2 separate regions of the Homo sapiens genome follow, and region 1 is linked to region 2. The links are chromatin loops, found by intact Hi-C in ENCODE. Cell type or tissue: heart left ventricle. All regions are shown on one strand. Links, peaks and the distances in the headings refer to the core of each region. The heading gives the core; the rest is flanking DNA.

Region 1 (5,363 bases), core at 291-5,290, 180 kb after region 2:
AGAAGAGGAAGGTTTCCTGCTGGAGGCCGGGCAGCTCCAGAACCATCCACCGTGGCCCGGGCCCCCCACCCCCGTGGGACTCTGCCAGCGATCACGACCGGAGTCTTGGTGCTGGGGATGCCTCCGGGACTTGGACAACCTCCAGCCTGGGACACACCTTGTATGAGCCCATTCTCACGCTGCTATCAAGAAAACCCAAGACTGGGTAATTTATAAAGAAAGAGGTTTAATTGACTCGCAGTTCTGCATGGCTGGGGAGGCCTCAGGAAACTTACAATCATGGCGGAAGACACCTCTTCACAGGGTGGCAGGACAGAGAATGTGTGCTGAACGGAGGGAGAAGGCCCCACGGGGATACTCACTCGTTATCACGGGAACAGCATGGGGGACCCGACCGCATGATCCAGTCACCTCCACCTGGTCCCGAGATTGACACGTGGGGATTATGGGGATTACAATTCAACCTGAGATTTGGGTGGGGACCCAGAGCCAAACCATATCACACCTGGAACAGGGGCGAGGAACTGAAAGGGGGTCTCTGGAGGACCAGCAGATGGAGGATGCAGAGAGGTGGAGGAGATGGGGGACCAGAAAGGATGGAGGACGGGGAGGGGTGCAGGAGACGGGCCTCCTGCAGGCTGAGCTGGGGAAGAGGCCAGGGCCCGGAAAAGGACAAGAGAGACAGAGATGAGCAGCACGTGGGGTGAAGGGGTGGAGGGGCCCAGGCCCAGGGGAGAGACAGAGAAAGGACAGAGAGATACGGAGAACAGAGACAGAAAACAGAGAGAGACAGAGAACAGAGAGAGACAGAGAACAGAGAGAGACAGAAAGAGATAGAGAGAAACAAGAGTAATGAGAGATAGAGGCAGAGATGAGAGAGACACAGAGAGACAGAAATAGAGAGAGACAAAAGATAAAGAGATAGAGACGGAGAGACAAAGAAGAGACAGAGAGAGACCAGGAGGAGAAGAGAGATTGGCAGAGGAGACTCAGGGGCTGGCAGGTGAACCTGGGAGGGGCGGCTCTGGTGAAGAAGGGAGTGAGGAGGTCTGAAGCCGGTTGCCCCGTGAATCTGAATTTCGCGAGTGTCCCGGGAGCCCCTCCGTGGCCGCCTCTGTCCCCCGGAGGCGCCCCCCAGGCCCTGGGGTCCCTCCCCGCGGTGGCTCCGGGGACAGGACCGCGCCCTCCACGGAGCCGCCATATGGCCGCGGGGACTTCCAGGGGGCAGCGGCCCCGCGGGGACTCGGGTGGGACTTCGGGGCCTCCCACCCTCCCTCTTTTTAACGTTTGTCAGATAAGATGACGCGGAATGAAAAGCGCGCTTGGAACGGAGCGGCCGTGGCCGGTGGGCTGGGAAGACCCCCGCGAGGGGAAGAAGCGAGCGCGCCCCCCGCCCCCGCCTCGGGCCCCCGGGAAGGCGGCGCAGCCACTGGGGAGTCTCAGTGCCAGGCGGCTCCGTGTCGCGTCTCTGCCCCGCGTTTCTGAGGCTCCAAGCTGCCGGGGGAGCTGGGGGTGGCTTCCGAACACGCCGAGCGGAGCCTCGCGGCCTCCGAGGGACCCCGTGCGAGGCGCCATTCCCAGCCGGGGACAAGGGGCTGTGCGGGGCTGGGGGCTCCGAGGCCGCGCGCTCCCGGGAGTGCCAGGCGGTGGTGGGGCCGCGGCTCCGGGGGATCGGGCTAGGGAGGGACGGGGACCCCCGGGCGGCGGCGACACCTCTTCCTGGAGAAGCGGGAGCGCGAGGCGGGGGCCGGACAGGTCTCACCTTCTCCATCCCGCTGTCCGCGCGTCTCATCCGCACCTGGAGGGCGCGTCTCCCACCGCGGGCGGGGCGGGCTGGACGCGGGGCCTGGGAGGGGGGAAGACGCAGGATCAGCGGCAGCGCGAACCCACAGCCCTGCAGGGTCCCCGCGCCTGGGCACGGACGCGTTTCGCACAGGAGGAGGCTCTAGCGTAAGCGCCGGGAGCGCTCGGAGCCCGGGCCATCTCGAGACACCTGAGGGCCTGGGGTGAGCCCAGCGCCCCACGACCCCTACCTTGTCCCCATCCCCCCGCCCCCCGCCCTCCACGCCCCGCCCCCCCGCCCTCCACGCCCCGCCCCCACGCCCCGCCCCCGCCCCCACGCCCCGCCCCCGCCCTCCACGCCCCGCCCCCCGCCCTCCACGCCCCGCCCCCCCGCCCTCCACGCCCCGCCCCCCCGCCCGCCCCGCCCCGCCCCGCCCTCGCCGGGCGCCCGCGTGGCGGGAACTCAGGAACGCGCCGCCGTCCCGCTGCTTCTCAGGGCTGAGCCAGGGACGCTTTGTCTTCGCGTCTGAATGACGGATTGACGGCCGTTTGCAGCGGCTCTGAAGCGAGTGCGGACGGTCTTAGGACGGTTTCCCTGACGGATGCGCTTCCGGGGGAGAAGTGAGGGGGGCACGGGGCGGTACTGGGGGCCCAGGGCCAAAGACGGGGAAGCAAGCGGCCTCTGGGGAGTGGTGGGCGGTGAGCAGCGGGGCGGGGGGGTGCACGCCGGTGGGAGAGGGCAGGGGAGGTGGGAGGAGGGAGGAGGGTGGGAGAGAGGGCGGGGGAGGGGGGAGGACGGCGGGGGAGGACCCCGGGATGGGAGCCGACACCCACAAGCCCCAGGTCCCTGGCCCAGCCTCACCCCAGGCGTCCATTCGTCCACAGCCAGGAGAGACACACAACATCGCCTGGGGCCACCTGCCCGAAGGTGCCCGGGAACACCCACGAAAACACAGAAACCTGGGCTTCGTTATGCAGGAGTTTTGTTCCTGAAGATGGCATTGCTTGCGACCTCCCTCCCCACCCCACTCCTTTCTCCGGGAACATGAACGTCTCTGGATTTCTCAATCTCTGAATTTGCCAACACCACGAAAATTCACACCCGATGCTTTGCAAGAGCTGCTATTTATAGGAGCGCTGGGTTTCAGTGGCTTCTCTCCAGAGTTGCAAAGTCACTCTCTAATGCAGCTGTTTCATCAGGCACCGCCCCGTGTCCTGGGCATCTGGTCTTTTTACATTCCTTTGGGTGCACCCATAATATTCTACTGGGGGCCGGAAGAGAGAATTTTGGGCTCCAATTTAGCTTCATCATGCAGAATCGACCTTCCTTTTACAAACTCATCCAGCCATCCACTCACTGTTTGTGTGAACTCAGCAAGTTACTGAACCCCCCAGGCTCAGTTTCCCCATTTGTAAGATGGGGCCGAGCAGCCCTTATGACGAGTCCGGGGAATTGTGAAGTCCCCGGTGCATGAATGTCACCGCGAATGTTGGCTGTATGATCACCAGTCACTCAGCAGCACTTGTGTGCACCTGCATGGGGGCCCCGGGCCCACCAGACTCGGAGGTGACCAATCTCAGTGCTGGTGAGAAGGGCTATGACAGGGGCCCTCCAGGGCACTGGCCCTGAGCCCACATCCCAGGCAGCAGTTAAAGCTGCCAAGGAGAGTGAAAAAAGCCACCCAGGAGCAACCCAGGGCTGGGTCTTGATGGGATGAATAGGAGTTTTCCAGGTAGAAGGTGGGGGAGAGGGACTCGTATGCAGTGGAGTCAGGAGTCATTCTCAGGGACAGGTGGAGTGCAGTGGTCTCTAGGAAGAGACAGGTGCCTCATACCACATAGAACAATTAGTTTAAAGTGGGTTAAAGACCTAGATGTAGAAATTCAAACTATAAATCACTGAGAAGACATGGGGTGAATCTTTTTGAGCTTGGTTTACTTAGATATGACCCAAAAAGCACAGAAACAAAAGAAAAAGATAGATAAACTGAATTCCTCAAAATCAACAAATTTTGTGCTTCAAAGGACACCATCAAGAAAACCAAAAAACAATCTGCAAAATGGGAGAACATATTTGCAAATCACTTGTCTATAAGAGACTTGTATCTGGCATATATAAAGGGGGTTATATTACACAAAGAACAATTGCAACTTGACAACGAAAAGACAAGCAGCTCAATTAAAAAATGGCAAAGGGGCCAGGCGCAGCGGCTCACGCCTGCAATCCCAGCACTTTGGGAGGCTGAGGCGGGCGAATCATGAGGTCAGGAGATCGAGACCATCCTGGCTAACACGGTGAAACCCTGTCTCTACTAAAAATACAAAAAAAATTAGCCACACATGGTGGCGGGCGCCTGTAGTCCCAGCTATTTGGGAGGCTGAGGCAGGAGAATGGCGTGAACCCGGGAGGCGGAGCTTGCAGTGAGCTGAGATCGCACCACTGCACTCCAGCCTGGGTGACAGTGTGAGACTCTGTCAAAAAAAAAGCAAAGGATATGAGTAGACATTTCTCCAAGCTGATGCACAAATGACTGATCAACACAAAAACATGCTCCACATAAGTAGCCCTCAGGGAAATGCACCCACTAGGGTGGCTACAATCTCTATTAATAATTTTGTTTAACTGGAAAACAGCAAGTGTTGGTGGGGATGTGGAGAAATTGGAAACTTCATTCATCGCTGGAGGGAATGTAACATGGTGCGGACACCGTGGAAAACAGTCGGGCAGTTGTTCCAAACGTTACACAGAGTTGTCACATGACCCAGCAATTCTGCTCCCACATATATGCCCAAGAGAACTGAAAGTGTGTCCACATTAAAAACCTGTCCACAAATGTTCATAGCAGCATTATTAATAATACCCCGATGTGAAATTAACCTACATGTCCATCAACTGATGAAACATGGGCTGCATCCATCCAACGGAATATTATCCGGCCATAAAAAGGAATGACATCGAGTTGAAGGCAGGGTCTTGAGGAGATATTTGCACACCCATGTTGCATGTTCATTGCAGCATCATTCATGAGAACTGAGAGGTGGAGGAACCCTGTGCGCTGAAATTGGGGCTGGCCGAGCCAGGTAGGAGGTGGACAGGCTCCCTGGCGGCTCTCCAGGGACGTCCTTCAGGGACAGCTTCGAGGACGTCCCATGAGCAGTGCCCATGTGGTCAAGGGCTTCAGTACCCGGCAGCAGCTCTCAGCCACCTTGACCATGAGCAAGGAGAGGACATATCTGGTGCCTCAAAAGAACATCTTTGCCTAAAGCTCATCTGGGAGAGAGAGCAAGCAGACTGCAAATTTCTGAAACTGCTTGAACCAAGTGCATGAATTTGGTGCATCCTGAAGTCCCTCTGCCCAGAGAGGGCTGCTAGTCTGTGCATGGCAGGATGGACCGCTGCTCTGAGTCACCTTTGCTGAGCAGCCAAGGCTGGGCTTCCCTTGGAATTGCTTCCGGAATGAGATATTCAGGGCCAGTCCTTGGCTGTAGTTTCTAGACTTCTCCTCGACAGGGCAGCTCCTTGGTGCAGCTCCTGCTGCACTGCTGGCCCCGGTCTGGCTCTCTTGGTGGCTGTGGCCACC
Region 2 (5,363 bases), core at 111-5,110:
CTGGGGTTGTCAAATATGGCCAAGTGGGCTCCATCGGGGCAGCGGGTGGGGTGGGGGGTGTCTGTCAGAGCAGGCAGCATCTTCCTACTGTCCCCAGACCCTTGTTTCTCAGCCACCTCCTTTCTCTGTGGTTATGTGGCTAGTTAGGCCTATAGCTGTGACATCAGGCAGAGTCACAGTGGGCACAGTGCTGGCACAGGTGCTGCCGTGACCAGCCCTGGAGTTCCGACTGTCCCCCTGCTCACCGCCACACCCTGCAGGGCGCTTACCGTGACCCTGTTATGTAGGTGGCAAAATGGAGGGACAAAGTGATAGGAGCCTGCCTGAAGAACTGAGAGGTGGGAGTTGCGTCTGGCCCAGCTGTGCTCGACCCCCTTCCAGGGTGCTCTGGCCGATAACGGAGGGAATTGACAAGCCTCACTCTGGGGAGGGAGGTGGTGGAGATGGCGGCCGGGAGTCCCTGAGCAGTTGTGGTGGGGCATCGTCTGTGGAGAGATGGCAGGCGTTGGGGGCGCCTCTCAGAGGCAGACACGGTACCTGTGTCAGACATCTCTGGACACAGTGAACTGGAGGTGAGCTGTCTGGTATACCCTGAGCGTGCTGCCTGGGGGAGCCAGAGGTGGGGGTAGCGGTGACAACAGGAAGAGCTGGTGCGAGAGAGAAGGAGCTGGAAGGAGCTGTGACGGGTGGCTGCAGGGGAGGCCATGATCAGCCTCCACAGGTGCCTGCCCTGTGTTACAGGGATGGGAATTGAGGACACGGCCAGCTGAGGGTGGCCTCAGCCAGAGCTGTTTGTGGCATGGCGGAGGGTGGTGGAGAAGGAGAGGCAGGGGGTTGAACCCCCAGAAGGTGAGGGGGTGGAGCCGGCACATGAGGGTAGCGTGTACCCATTGTGGCTCTGGAGGGCCGGAGAGTGCTGCTGGCCGGGGAGGTGGGGCCGGGCAGCCTGGCCCCTGGGCACTCTCTGCCCTTTGCATCCTCTCCAGTGAGCCTGGGGTCGTCCTGGAACGGGGGCCACAGAGGCTGGGCACTGGCCCAACTGTCCTGGGGGGGCTTGTTGTGGCTCTGTGTTTTATTTTTTGGTTTATGTAATGTTTTTCTTCATCGTTGGAAGAGAGACTATAAAAGTAAAGTCACATGCTTCACCTTACAGTGGTGAAAAGTAGCACTGAAGCCTCCATCCCTCCCCACAGGGGCCTGTGTGCTAGACCGGGACATGCCTGTCTTCCTTTCTTTGTCTGAAACAAAAATGGGTTCCTCCTCTGTTCTGGATCCTGCCTAACGGCATCCCCTGCAGGCTCTGCATTTGAACGCAGCCCTGCTGCAAACAGGACTGGACTCCGATTTCTCTCTCCTTTCTGCCTGTTTGTGGCGGTCCACTCCACCCCACCGTGCAGTGCTCAAGCAGCAGGGCCCGCACTGGCTCGTCTCTCCCTTGCTTGTGTCTAAGAACGGGCACCCGTTCCCCCTCTGGCCTGATAGGTTTCACCACTGTCTAAGTGTCCCCTTCCCCTACAGGGCAGGTGCCACTCTTTCCCTGCCCCCCGCTCCATCAGTGGCATGTGGAGGTTTCACCACTGTCTAACTGTCCCCTTCCCCTACAGGGCGGGTGCCAGTCTTTCCCTGCCCCCCACTCCATCAGCGGCATGTGGTTTCACATGCATCAGGCTGCTCTGTTTATTGGTGAGGCCGAGCATATTTCGTGTCCTCATTACCAGCCGTCTCCTGTGATTTGCTTACCATGGCCTCAGGATGCCGTGCTTCTGATTCATGTGGCCACCGCTGAGCAGTGGGTGTTTTGGGTACTGCCCTGGGGCTGATAGGAGGGGGATGACAGTCAGACCTAGAGAGACCTAGAAAGCAGCCAGTACTTGGCACCTTCTGTTTGCACAGCTAGAAGATTCAGCTTCTTCATGGCCACTCGGAGCAGAGCTTGCCATAGAAGTGCCTTTTTTCTCGTCACCTTGGTTCTGTTAATTTTGAAGATGATTGCCCAAATGGTGTGTTCAGAAGCACTCGGGTCACTGCTGCCCCTGTTGGTGTGGACACTCCTTTTGGGCAGCTGGGAGGTGACTTTGCTGGTCTTGCCATGCCCAGGAGCATCCAGGGGTGTCCAGGGGCTGGTGTTGGATTCCCCGGGGAGGGCCACAATCTTCTACCTGCTCAGGACATGCTGGAGGTCAGCATTCCCATTTTATAGGTGGGAAAATGCAGAGAGGTGATGTCACTGGCCAGGGCCCTGCAGCTGGGAATTGAGCCCAGGCCGTCTGGCTGATAAGTGGCAGCCTCCTCTGCTCCAAAGCCCCTCGTGCCTCTGTGAAGGCTGTGCCTCTGAGGAAGGTCCAGGCAGATCCCCTTCTCTGCTTCCAGGAGCGCCCCTGAGGCCGGTAATTCCTGGAGGGCCAAGGAGTGCAGGTGTGGAGAATGGGCGCCAAGGACCCTGCCAGGGCTGAGGGAGAGAGAGGGGCCTCCTCTAGGACTTGGGGACTAGATGGACCACTGCCGTGGGAATGCAGTGCCGCGGAGGCCGAGCCAGTCTCCACCAGAGGGCGCTGCTGGCCACTCGGAGGGAGCCGGGCGCTGGGCAGGGACTGCCGTTGGCCCAGCCTGCTCGGTCCTGGCTGTGAGCATAGTGGTTGGGGTTTCGCTCTGGAGCCCCGACCACGTTAGTGTGACTCCCTCTGTGAGGTCTCTCGTGTTGCTGGGGGGTCGAGCCGGTGAGCACCGGGGAATGCACCAGCTACCTGGGGCAGAACAGGAATGGGGTGCCAGTGCTACGCAGCACACATGTGTGCACACGTGCCTGAGGAACTAGACATCCAGGGCTGTCCCTTTATCAGGCATGTGGTGCAGCCGCGGCGGGAGAGCTTGTGTGCTCACCTGAGTCGGCGCCGGCTGGCATCAGTGCCTTCGCCTCTGACCGTGAGCAAAGGTATTGTCTTAGTTGAACCCCTCTGTCCTGTTTACTTTAACCTCCCCACCCTAGTGCTGGAGTCTTGTGTGAGGGCCTTCTGGCACCTCCCAGGTCGAGGGCCCGGGATTGGTTCCCCTCCCGAGCTCCAAGCCCTGGAGGCAGGTAGTACCCATGCCTGGTTCCGTGCCCAGCTCATGATGGGAGCCAGTGTTTGAGTACCTTTTCTGAAGGGGGCACTGGGAGGAGGTCTGCGTTTCCCCCAGGGTCGACCTTGGTTTAAGTGTTCACTTGTCGAGGTCTCTCTGAAGGTTGTGCCCTGCTCAAGGGCTGCTGTCCACCGCTGTCCCCACTCTCACGGTACGTGGGGACCTGGAGCCGGTCACTGCCGAGATTGGGGCTCCCTGTGGCTCTCCCCGTCGGGGTGGGACTCTCCGAACCTCACGAGCTCATTCCACGGTTATTGCCATTAGACGCATGGCTGAGCTTGCATGCAGGCGTGGACTTGGGCCAGCACACTCTGTGCTGTGGCTCAGAGCTCCTGCTTGGCGGGACTCCTCATCAGTCCGCTGTGTGAAGAGAGAAGCGGTGTGGGTGTCGCTCAGCAGCTGTGGTTGGGGGCCTCTGGGAAGGACAAGCGCCGTGGCCTGCGGTGATGAAGGGCTCCGCGTCATGGTGCACTTGTGTTCCCTGGGTGCTCCCGTCCCACTAGGATGCTGAAGAGCAGAGAGACAGGGCTCTGGCTGATGAGCACCAGTGAGCCTCTGTGCTGGCCCTGCTTCTCGACCCCACTTGGATAAGCGCCCAGGGAGTTTCGGAGAGGCAGAAATCTGCAGGAGCAGAGAGTGCAGAGGAGACGAGAGCAGACACATTTTGGAAGTTGGAAAGCTGAGGGTCGGGTGGAATGAACGCAAACTCAGGAAAGCTGAAATCTGACCAGCAGGGGAAGTGTTTTCACTGAGAAACTGTGGATGGCTCCCATGGAGTCTGGGAGCCCCTTGGATGGTGGAGCTGAAGACAGCAGAGCTGGTCTGGAGGCTGGAGGTGTGTTTAGAAGCAGCTGGACACCCCATTCATGTCTGATCTGTGTCTGGAGGATTAGTCCGAGCACGTGGGATCATAGCACTGTCCGCTGAGACCCAGGCGTAGTGGAGGGCATCATCCTGCACATGAAGCCTTGACAGCTTTCCACATCCACCAGGGAGGTCCCCTTCTGCCCCTCCCACACCGGGTCCTCAGGACCCCAGCAGCTGAGGTCCACCCTCCAGCAGAGAATGGGAGTCTCCTCAGCCAAGAGAAAAAACCCTTGGGCACTGGGAGTGGGGAGGAGGGGCCACCCATGTCCCTTAGTGTTCTGAAATGTCAGTGTGTTCCCTGATGTGGCCTCTGCATTCAATGACGTGGATGCTGGGTGAGTCCCTTCAATCTGGTAAGTCGTTTCCTGTGATGCTGGAAAGGTGTTGAATACAGCCAGACTCCCCCAGCGAAGCCCCCTCCGTGCACCTAGAGCCATCAGTGAGCTTTGCAGTGCCTCCTGCCACATGTGATGTGAGGGGGCAGGGGTCACCAGATAGACCAAAGCAGATGAAAAAGCAGGAAGCCAGCCCAAACCAAAGAGTAAAGCATAGCGTTCGTGGGTCTCCTCAGAGTTGTAAAGACCACGTAGCAAGAGCAGACTTGTACAGAAAGGAGCGTCCGGTGCACAGCAAAGAGTGCCTGAGAGAGGAGGATCGGACAGCCAGTGAGGTGTGGGAGATGGTGCTGCGCGCCCTTCCCAGCAGGCCGACTGCGCAGGGCGGGTATCAGGCATGGACACCAGGAGCACAAAGGTACGGAAACCGAGCATCAGGCAGGGGTCACTGTAGCTTGGTAGGAGTTCCAGGAAGAGCAGGAAACAGAAGGGAGGAAATCACCAAAGGAACGCCACAGTTGTCCAGAAATGAATTCACAGATGAAATGGGCTCACACAGTGTCCAATGCAGTGAATGAAAAGGCGACACCAGAAGACACCAGGGATAAAGAGCATATTTTTACAACTTCCAGAGAGAAGAACAAAGCAAAACAAAACCCCTTCGTCTGTTTGTGCCGCTGAAACAATACCTGAGACTGAGTGGTTTACAGAGAACAGAGGTTTATTTCTTACAGTTTGGAGGTTTGGAATTCCAAGATGGAGGGTCCCATGTCTGGCAAGAGCCTTTGTGCAGTGTCACCTCGTGGGGAGAGGTGGAAGGGCAAGAGGTGGAACTCACAGCCCCAAGCCCTTTCAGAATCACATTAATCCATTCCTAGGGCAGAGCATCCCGCATCCCTAATCACCCCCCACCAGGCCCCACCTCCCAGCCCCACCCCTAATCACCGCCCACCAGGCCCCACCTCCCAGCCCCACCCCTAATCACCGCCCACCAGGCCCCACCTCCCAGCCCCACCCCTAATCACCCCCCACCAGGCCCCA

The links. Peaks named below come from ENCODE experiments on the same cell type or tissue, not always from the same donor. Only the 100,000 strongest peaks of a DNase experiment are listed, where the experiment ranks them.
Region 1: it touches region 2 in a loop (3-fold over the local background); 6 of 110 quality-filtered maps call a loop at or near these places.

The regions. Positions count from the first base shown.
Region 1 is chr11:1,333,545-1,338,907 of GRCh38, reverse strand. LOC124902606 (a long non-coding RNA gene) reads left to right here and starts at 2,211. Exons shown (of 2, transcript XR_007062545.1): 1 at 2,211-2,403; 2 at 2,668-5,363. In heart left ventricle, for the core only: no CTCF peak of the experiment used is centred there; DNase peaks (open chromatin) are centred at 1,617, 1,651 and 2,277; H3K4me3 peaks cover 1,769 bases; H3K27ac peaks cover 228 bases.
Region 2 is chr11:1,512,864-1,518,226 of GRCh38, reverse strand. No RefSeq gene overlaps it. Among named protein-coding and RNA genes, the nearest start is that of MOB2, 29 kb to the right of the region's middle. RefSeq lists a silencer at 2,472-2,661 and enhancers at 4,163-4,662, 4,663-5,164. In heart left ventricle, for the core only: CTCF peaks have their summits at 2,308 and 2,542 (motif pointing right); DNase peaks (open chromatin) are centred at 896, 2,556 and 3,526.